Linked DNA regions of Homo sapiens: region 1 is linked to region 2. Evidence: chromatin contacts called from ENCODE Hi-C or POLR2A ChIA-PET data. All regions are on one chromosome and are shown on one strand. Each heading gives the region's core, a stretch centred on a gene start or an enhancer-like site at or near the end of the contact. The rest is flanking DNA. Distances are from core to core; before and after follow the strand shown.

Evidence for each region. A loop is a pair of places that touch in the nucleus more often than their neighbours do. ChIA-PET counts read pairs that join two places held with the same protein, here RNA polymerase II (POLR2A). Pooled maps may share reads with other maps.
Region 1: a loop to region 2 is called in a map of ascending aorta, with 2.8 times the contacts of the local background. The contact joins the enhancer-like site here to the promoter of NSFL1C in region 2. A Hi-C loop is called at or near these places in 1 of 168 maps with a recorded cell type or tissue (ascending aorta) and 4 of 50 pooled maps. POLR2A ChIA-PET finds 5 or more read pairs at or near these places in 1 of 52 experiments (H1).

Annotation. Positions count from the first base shown.
Region 1 is chr20:1,801,203-1,805,873 of GRCh38, reverse strand. No RefSeq gene overlaps it. Among named protein-coding and RNA genes, the nearest start is that of SIRPA, 92 kb to the left of the region's middle. RefSeq lists a silencer at 2,253-2,502. Within about 2 kb of position 2,198, at least 26 of the 41 ENCODE cell types and tissues checked have a DNase peak (open chromatin) inside an H3K27ac peak, as active enhancers do; they include ascending aorta, where a contact is called at or near this core.
Region 2 is chr20:1,463,723-1,468,295 of GRCh38, reverse strand. It overlaps NSFL1C (NSFL1 cofactor), which reads left to right and starts at 1,447. Exons shown (of 9, transcript NM_016143.5): 1 at 1,447-1,576; 2 at 3,870-3,967. The coding sequence starts at 1,472. RefSeq lists a silencer at 1,153-1,422 and an enhancer at 1,717-2,218.

The DNA.
Region 1 (4,671 bases), core at 949-3,448, 340 kb before region 2:
TTGAGTCTGTGTGAGGATTAAATTAAATGAGATTCATCCATCTATTTGATAAATATTGAATATCTCCTAGGGTCTAGGCCAAACACACTCTTGATATTGGTGGAGGCTGGTGTCCACTCACCCTTAAATCTAAATATTTAAAAATTATAAATCAGACCAATACCTTCTCTTAAATGTTCTATCCTTCTCCTCAGTAAGTATAACTTCTCAGCAGCCTGAAAGGCCAGGATTGATTTGGATTTCTTAGATACTCGCACTGAAATGTGGCGGTGCTGGGGAGAGCCAGCCCCATTCCCTGGTCGCTCATTTCCCAGCCTATAAACTGCCACCTTCCCTTCTCATCCCCAGCTCCATCCTGTACCGTGCACACCTCACCTGCATGTGTGTAGACATCCCAGGCTGCAGGTCCAATCTCCATCCACACCCTATCCTCTGCAGTGCCCCTTGGCTACACCCTGGGCTTAGTGTTCTGCCTCCAGACAATAGACCAGGAAGAGGCCTGGCAGCAGGCTTGGGACTTTTAGGTAGGGAGCTCAGGAATCCTAGGAATCTGTAGTATTCTAGACAAGGAGCAAAGACTTGGATGGGTATATCCCCTTGGCACTGCAGACTCTCTAGCCTGTGGGGATGTACGCAGCTGGAGGCTGGCCAGGGCAGAGCCCCGCTTGCCTGGGTCCAAGGATGGGCTGGTCAGCCTGTGCTAGGTGCTGCAGGTACATGAGTAGATGAAGCAGATACCACCCCTGCTTCTCCTACTCAAAGGTGAAGACACATCCCTGAAGTCAGGGCCTCAGTCTTAGCCCTATCTATAAGATGAGGGCTTACCTGATCTGACATCAGGTAATGTTGGAGACTTGGTGTACGTCCTCAGGAATGTCCTAGAAGCCAGGAGGTCAGATGAGGAGGGGCAAGCTTAAGGCCTAAGCAATCAACTTCCTCCTTGAACCTAAGGCTGGCAAGGCAGGAAGGGCACCCACCCTCTGGTCCAACTCCATCCACGCAACTCCTTCAGTGGCCATAACAACACAACTTCCCATCACACCTAGAATAAAAGTCCAGCTCCTTGCCGAGACCTGCAAAGCCTGCTACCCCCAGCTGCTGACCATCTCCAGTCTCCTTACTACTGCTCACTGAGTTCCATCCTTATGTTCATGAAACCCCACATCTACTCTCCCACCTCAAGGCCTTTGCCCTTGCTGTTTTCTCTGCTGGACACGCCCAGCTCTTTGCATGGCTAGTTCCTCTCACTGTGCAGGCCTCAGCTTACTCTCTTGCACAGAGACGTCCATTGACATCCTTTTAGGAGCAGCTCCTGTCTAGCCCCAGCTCTCTCTTGGGCGTGTCACCACTTTACATCCTTCCTAGTACAGCCAAAACTGGTGTAATGGAGTGTGCAAAAGCTTCCACTTGGGGCTGGACTGGCTGGGTCGAAACCCAGGCTGGGCCCAATATTCTCAAGTGCCGAGCCTACCTACTGCGCACTTGAGGCTATTGTTCAACCTGGTTCCCCACATATCGTGCAACCTGTTGTTTCTCCACCTATCGTGCAACCTGTTTCTCCACATATTGTTCAACTTCCTATTTCCCTTCAATAGATTATTCAACCAGCATTTTCCTATCTGTACAAGGGAGTGAGGATTACATGACCTAATGTGCATATAGCATAGAGCAGAGCCTGGCATAAGCGCTGCATTGGTGTTTGCTACGATATTAACACTTGTTGCTATTTGAAATTATTTTGTCTGTATGTTTCTTGTTTATTTCCCTCTTCTCTCTGACAGGCAAACTCCCCACAACAGCCTCCTCAACGCTGCCTCCCACAGTGCTTGGACAAAATAATTACAGCAAGATGCGGGCACTGAGCTGACTCCTTATGTAGGACATCCCAGTGCAGGTAGAGAAACTGAGGGACAGTTGGAGGTTCCTTGCCCTTGGTGATGCGGTGAGAGGGCCTGCAGGCACCAGCCCGGCCGCCCGCACCGCTTCTCGCGGACCCCAGCGGAGCCGCGCTTCTCGTGCCGCTCCTGAGGGTTTCCGCGGCGCCGGCGTTTTTGTTCCCGGCGCGTTTAAGTCGTTGAGGCCGAATCAAGCGAAGGCGGAAAAGCGGCGCGCAGCCCGCGTCAGCTGCAGTTCCGTCCCCCTGGTTCCCGGTGCGCTAACAAAGGCATTTGCATGAAAACAGGAACCCCGTCTGCAGAAAGGACTCGTTGGCGGGGTGCATCGTGCGCTCCAGTGCCCCTACCGCGGCGCCCCGCTCCCCAGGTGGGGAAGAAGCGGGGTGCGGGGACTGGCCCCAAACACGGCTCGGCCGGCGGGGACCGGCACGCTGCGGCCCGGGCGACCCCCTTCTCCGCCCCTTTCCCAGGCCGGCGGAAACGGCCGTCTCGGGCGTGGGCGCGCTTCTGCGGACTCCTCGGGACCTTTTACCCAGGCGTGCGGCCGGGGCGCCCGGGGCCTCGGGGAGCCGGCGCCAGCGTGCGGAGCGCAGCGGAGCGGAGGGAGCGGCGGGAGCGGCGTCCGTGGCTGGTCCAGGTCTGGGGCGCAGCCTCCAGGCTCGCCCTGCGCCGCTCTGGGCCTCGGCCTCTTCGCCTGTTCGACCGGGGCGCAAGCGTGTCACAGCGCCTGTCTGCAGGGGGAAGCGGGCTTCCCAGAGGGGCGCGTGGCTCGCAGAGGGGCTCCGGGAATATCCGCTCCGTTGGCCCTTTCCAGAGCTTTTCCTTAGCTGCTTCTCCTTTGAAATCCGCCTTTTTCCCAGCAGCCCTTGGAGGCAGGATAAATTAAGTGGTAAAAGCAGAGGATTAGGAACCGGGAACCCTGGATTCAAATCCTGCCCGCCGCTGACCAGCTTTGTAACCATGAGCAGGTTACTCCGCCTCTGGAGGCCTCAGCTTCCCCGTCTGTAAAATGGGGCCTAACACAGTCCAGAAAGTGCTTAGTGCCGCAGTGTCACACACCGAGTGCTTAATTCATTCTTAAAATTATCACTTCCAGCTGTGGGACAGGCGCAGGGTAGAAAGGGGTTTTCTTAAGGTCACAGGCGGGGTCAAAGGCAAACCCTCCGGGTCCTCACAAGTAAGACTTGCGAAGCAGCAAGTTCCCCAAAGGGTCTTATCCAGCCGGGTAAGGAGCGCCGGGGCATCTCCCCCCTCTCTCTCCGCGAAGACGCACAAGCAATGGCTGGCGAACCTACTGCCTGGAATGGGGTTCTTGGGTCGAGACCTTTAAAAAAATAAAGAAGAGGAAGAAGAAAGAAAGAAAACAAACAAACATGCACGCAAAAACGGAATGCCAGAGCCTTTGATCTAGGAGCCAGCTTGCTATTCAGGGCCGACCACCGTCTCGCCGCAGTTCCTCCCCGGGAAGGAAGCCTCGCGCTGCCCTCCGGTGGCAGGCGAGGTAGTGTCGCCTGGGCGCAACTCACAAGCAGGGGTTTACCGGAGAAGCCAGCTTCGCTCTGCGCGGGTGGGGGCTGTGGGGGAGAGAGGAGGGAAAATCGGAATTGTTCCCTGACTGCTGTTTTTTGGTCCCGGTGGATCTTGGGAGTCTTGGAAAGAGAATAATAAGGCTCTCTGCATTTGAAAGGCATAGGAGTTTTTACATTCTGGTTTTATTTATTTTTGAATGGATAACACATTTACACGATTCAAAAGATAAAAAAGAGGATAGCGTGAAAAGGAAGTCTCGCTTCCACTCTTGTTCCCCAGGCACCCAGTTCCCCTTCCTAGAGACAGCCATTGTTACATGTTTCTGTGTACCCACCCGGAGACAGTCCATGCAAATGCAAGTATTTTACAGGATCAATAGTAGCTTGCTCTGTATACTCTTCTGCCTCTTGCTGCTTCGCTTAAAAATGCATCATGGAGTTTGTTCCATGTTGATTCACATAGGGCTGCCTCGTTCTTTTGAACAGCTGCATAATATTCCATTGTTTGGCTCTCCTGTAATTATTTGATCAGTGTTCTATTGATGAGCCTTGAGGCTGCTTCTAATCTTCTGTAATCACAGTGTGTTACAACAAATAAGCACCTACATGCATTGTTATGCCTAGGTGCCAGTGAGGCACATAGCTATTGCGGTATAACAAACCACTCCGAAATTCAGTGGCTTTAAATAGAAAGCTTTTGGTATTGCTCATGTGGGTCAGCTGGGTAGCACTGCTGATCTGGGCCAAGCTCAGCTAACTTTGCATTTGCTCCTTGTGTCTGGGATCAGAAAGGGTGGGTCAGCTGGGGCTGGTTTATTTAGGATGGTCTAAATCACATGTCTGGTAGTTGACTGGCTATCAGCTAGGGTTAGAGGGGTGTTCAGGCTATGTGTCCGTCAACATCTGATAACATGCAGTGCCTCCTGAGACTGTATAACTGGTGTGAATTTACATCCATTACATTCTGTTGGTGCAAACATGTCACAAGCCAGCCCAGATTCAAGAGGTGGGGAAATAGAAATCACTTCTCCCAGGGAGGAGCAGCAAAGTCACACGGCAGAGTATGATGCAAGGGCCCTGAGGTATTGTGGCCATTTAAAAATATATTTATAATGTTATAGTTAGCATTATGGTGATAACATTACCTTTGGATATAAACATTACCTTTGCCATTACCTGACAGACGTTACCTCAAGCCTCAAGGCTCATCAACAGAAGACTGATCAAATAATTAACAACAATAATAA
Region 2 (4,573 bases), core at 198-2,697:
AACCTGATTAAGAGGGGTTTTGACTAAGCCTGGGCACCTTCTCAAGGTCTCCTTGAGAAAGGGACACCTGAACTGAGAGCTGAAGAATGAGCAGGGGCCGACAGAGGAAGAGGAAGGGAAGAGTGTCCCACGGTGGTGTTGGAAATTAAAGCTCGAAGTCTCAAGGAAAACCAGCACTGAAATAAAAGATTTTTCAGCAAAGCCAATTTACTTCTGCAGAAGGGTGCCACTCACACATCTGGTCTTCAGGAAAGCACACCGAACAAAAGAGAGAAGGGGTTTTTATCCCTAATGCGGTTAGTCGCTGCTTCTGTGTCCTGTTCCCATTGGCTGGGGCTGGACTGCGCAATCTAAGCTAATCCCGATTGGCTAGTTCAAATGGAGCAGAAATGTGGGCTACAGTGGTAGGGCAAGCGGTTTCGGCAGGAAGAAGAGTTTCCGCGGGAATGGCAATTGTAGCGAGGGTATCCAAGGGAACAGATGTGAGTTATAGATTAGGACCCGCGGGAAGGTTGTTTACCGTAACTAGGGGTAAGGAGGTACAAAGAACAAGGAAGTTAGGCTTTGAAAATAGAGAACAAAGAACAAGTAAGCTGAACAAGTAAGTTCCTCTTTGGAGAGGCAAGAGGGCAAAGAAGCTGAGGACCCAGAAGACAGGATTGTGCCTAAGAAAGTGGCCTTGGAGCAGAGGCCCAAAGAAAGCGGGGAGAGCGCCTTGCCCATCGGTAAGGGAAAGGTGCTCCAGGCACAGAAGCAGCTAATGCAACGGCCCTGAGGCAAATGCAAGATAACTGGCAAGTTCCAGGAACAGCAAGGAGGGCAAGGCGCCTGGAGCAGAGGAAGCTAGCGGATCCCTTGATGAGAGGGAGGAACTGGCCCATCTCTCATGGGTCCTGCAGGCAGGCCATGAGACTGTCTTTTATGCGGGGCGAGATAACGAGGCATGGACGTGTTGTGAGCGGAGGCCTAGCCTGTTCAAGGTCTGAATTTTTACCCCTAGAATGTAAGAAGCATGGGAGCAGGGACTTTGTTTTGCTCCCTGCCATATCCACAGCCCTAGAAAAACGTCGGGCCATTGATAGCTCTCAGTAAATGCTTGACAAGTAAGTGAATGAACGAATGCACAATTAATGAAATGAGGGCTGCGTCAATGAATAACTGGGAATCTGACTCCTGCAGGGAGCCTTCAGCCCACAGGTGTATGTAAGACCCGCCCCGCCTCTCATCCTTCGGGCTCCCACCCCCGCCGTTAGGCTGCGGTTCGCGCCGCGGTCGCCAGAGGGCGCGGAGCGGCGGGGCTTCCCGCACGGAGGGCTTTGCGTGAGGCACCGCGTGGGGCGGGGCTGCGGGCGGGCTCCCAGCTGCTGGGCCCTCATCGGCTGGGCCTCGTCGACCGGCAAGCGGAACGCGGCAGCGGGGCTGGGCCTGTGCGGCGGCCGCCGGAGCGCTTTGGAAGGCGCACGGGGCGAAGATGGCGGCGGAGCGACAGGAGGCGCTGAGGGAGTTCGTGGCGGTGACGGGCGCCGAGGAGGACCGGGCCCGCTTCTTTCTCGAGTCGGCCGGCTGGGACTTGCAGGTAGCGCCGCGCGGCGGGCTGTGTCGGGTGGGCCGGGGACTGCTGGGAGCGGGCGCCTGGTGCCTTAAGCCCGCGGCGGCCGAAGCGCACAGTCATCCCCGCTCTACCGCGGCCCGACCCAGGCCTCATGGTCCCGGGACCGCTTGTCACGCGTCGCCTGCTCGGCTTGGGAGTGGGGGAACGCGGGCCAGCCCCAGCCAGTTCTGCCGTGCCAGTTTCACCCTGCCTCGCCCGCTTGCGGCGTCAGCGAGACTTCGGGCGCTGCGGCAGCCGGCGAGGAGAGGGAGCGCCTGGGGGCGTGGCTGCCGCGCCGAGTATCTGCTGGAGGCCGGGCTGGTCCGAGTGAGCAGCTCTTGGGTGAAGCCCCACTCGGGACTAGGTGGCCGCTCATTTCCACTTCCGAAGTCCAGCCCGGGAGTTGACCGCCGCCCAGCCTTCCTAATTGCTGGGAGAATACCTCTGGGGTGGTGGCGCAAGGTTGGAGCTTCTTCACCTTGCGTAGTTAACTTATCTGTAAAATGGGAGTCTCGTGGAAATTGCTGTGTAGTTCATTGGCACGTACTGAGTATTCACTAAATACTTGCTAAGAAGACTTAAGCTTCACGAGGCAGGGATTTTTGTACACTGATGAATTCCCAGTGCCTGGAACAATGCCTGGCACATAATAAGCATTCGGTAATTAACTGTAGAAAGAATTGCATAAATATTCTTGGCCAGCTTCGTCTTAGGTAGATGATGACGGTGATGACTAATATTTATTGAGTACCTACCATGAGCCAAGCGCTGTTCTGACTGCTTTACATGTCTTTTGTCATTTAACCTTCGCATTTTGCAGCTGAGATTAAAGAGGTTAAGTAACTTGCTCAAGGCCTCACTAGCTACCAGGCAGAAGAGGTAGAAGTGGAACCCAGTTCTGTCTGATTGCAAGCAGACAGAGCCCAAGCTTTAAACCACCATGTGCCAAGCACTTTACATAATATGATTCGTTGGATCCTAGCAACACTATGAGGTAAAGACTAGACCCATTTTATGGATGAGGAATTGGAAGCACAGAGGGCAAAGAATTTGCTCAGGGTCACATAGCCAGTAAGTAGCGGGGTTGGAATTTGAACTGAGTCTGCTGCCAAACGTAAATTACTCCCCAAACATAAGAATTCGGTAAAGCATCACACCTAGATCACACCTAGACACAATGGGAAGCCCCTATGCTGGGCAGAAATAAAAAGTTTCTACCTGAAAGACCTAAAAGCACACAGTGTTGTGACCAACAGATCTTCTGTCTCGTTCCCCTCACATTGTAGTGGGGAAACTGAGGATCATGCATGTGACTTGCCTGGCAGGAACAGGACTTGAATGTAGGCTCCCTGAGAATGCCAGTTCACTACATGGCCTGAGACAGCACACTGCCTCCCAGCAGATTACTTTTATCCCTTGACAGCTCACTGTCTCCTGTGAAGTTGGTGACCCTGAGGACAGAGGCCATGTCTATTTCATCTCTGTGACCTCAATGCTTTCTTGTGTTTGTGCAAAGCAAGTGATTAGTGAATGCCTGTCCGTTGAGTTGGTGACAGAGATGTCACAAATGACCAAAGGATTCCCATATTCCTTCTGTATGTGTAAACCTAAGATGCGAGTATGCATAAATCTTAATGGATTATCTCATCCAGTGTGCAGGTTGGTGAGACAGGTACCCCCATTTCACAGATTAGGAAACAACTTGAAAGAAAGGAAAAGTAGCAACCTGGACTGACTCCACAGTTCCTGACTCCGGGCTGTACTGGAAGCGCTTAAGAGTGAGGGCCTAAGCACACTAGCAGGGATGGAACCTGGCTCCTCTCTTTACCAGTTGTGTAAACTTGAACAAATTTTTTTTTAATCCTCAGTGCTTCTGTATCAACTATAAAATGAGATGATAAGAGTACTAATAGCATAGAGTTCTTGAGGATTAAACAAATTAACGTATGTAGAATGCTCAGAACAACCTGGCATGTAAATGCTCACTAAATGTGTGCTACTTTTACTAGATCACGTTTCTTCATAAAATGAGAATAAAGAGTGTCTTCCACCCCAGCCATTCTTACTGCCTTCTTTTCACCTTAGTGGGTGGAATTTGTTTCAGTTGACACGAAGACTAACAGCTGAGCTGTTAACCTTCTGGTCTAATTTTCTTTGGCCCATGGATGCAAGCTACCTTGTAAGTGTTGGCCATGTCTGTATTCCTTTGTGCTCAAAGGAGATGTGCGTTAGGTGAAGGCCTGTTTAAGGGTCCCAAGGTACTACCTCTCTGTTTCAGATCGCGCTAGCGAGCTTTTATGAGGACGGAGGGGATGAAGACATTGTGACCATTTCGCAGGCAACCCCCAGTTCAGTGTCCAGAGGCACAGCCCCCAGGTAAGGGCCAGCTTCAATTATCGCTACATGAGTGTTTCCAGCAGTGAAGAGGAGCTATTTTCTGACCAGAGCGTTCAGGCCTGGGTGTGTGGACCAGGTCTGAATGAGAAGGTTAGACTGAGTCAATGGGTAGTACTTCCCAGCAGGCCTCAGTCATTTCCTATACAGAGATGCATGACTTTTAACTGGGTGTGGTTTATGGTTCAATCCTGGGGGAAACCACAAACCTACTTTTAAGACTTTTACTTATGTAGTATGAGGAATGACCACTGCAACTCTAAAGTTTTTAAGTAAAAGCCAAAAAACTTCCTTTCAAGGGTGCTATAGATGTGAAAGTTTAGGCGAAATGACTTAGGAAAGCTGTTTTGATATTTTAGGATGCCCGTTACCTTATTAAGAAGTCTTGTACAAAATAAACCTGTGTAACCCACCCTTTGCCAAGTTGATTAGGGAGACCTTGTCTTACTAGGTAAAACAGTGTTAACCTTTGCAATCCCATTTGCATCCCCTGTCGCTGCCTCCCACAGCACCCACAGCAGATTACTCCTGTGCTCTGCAGAGTGAGACAATGCTGGTCTTCCAGGAGACAGGCAGGGGTGCTTCCTG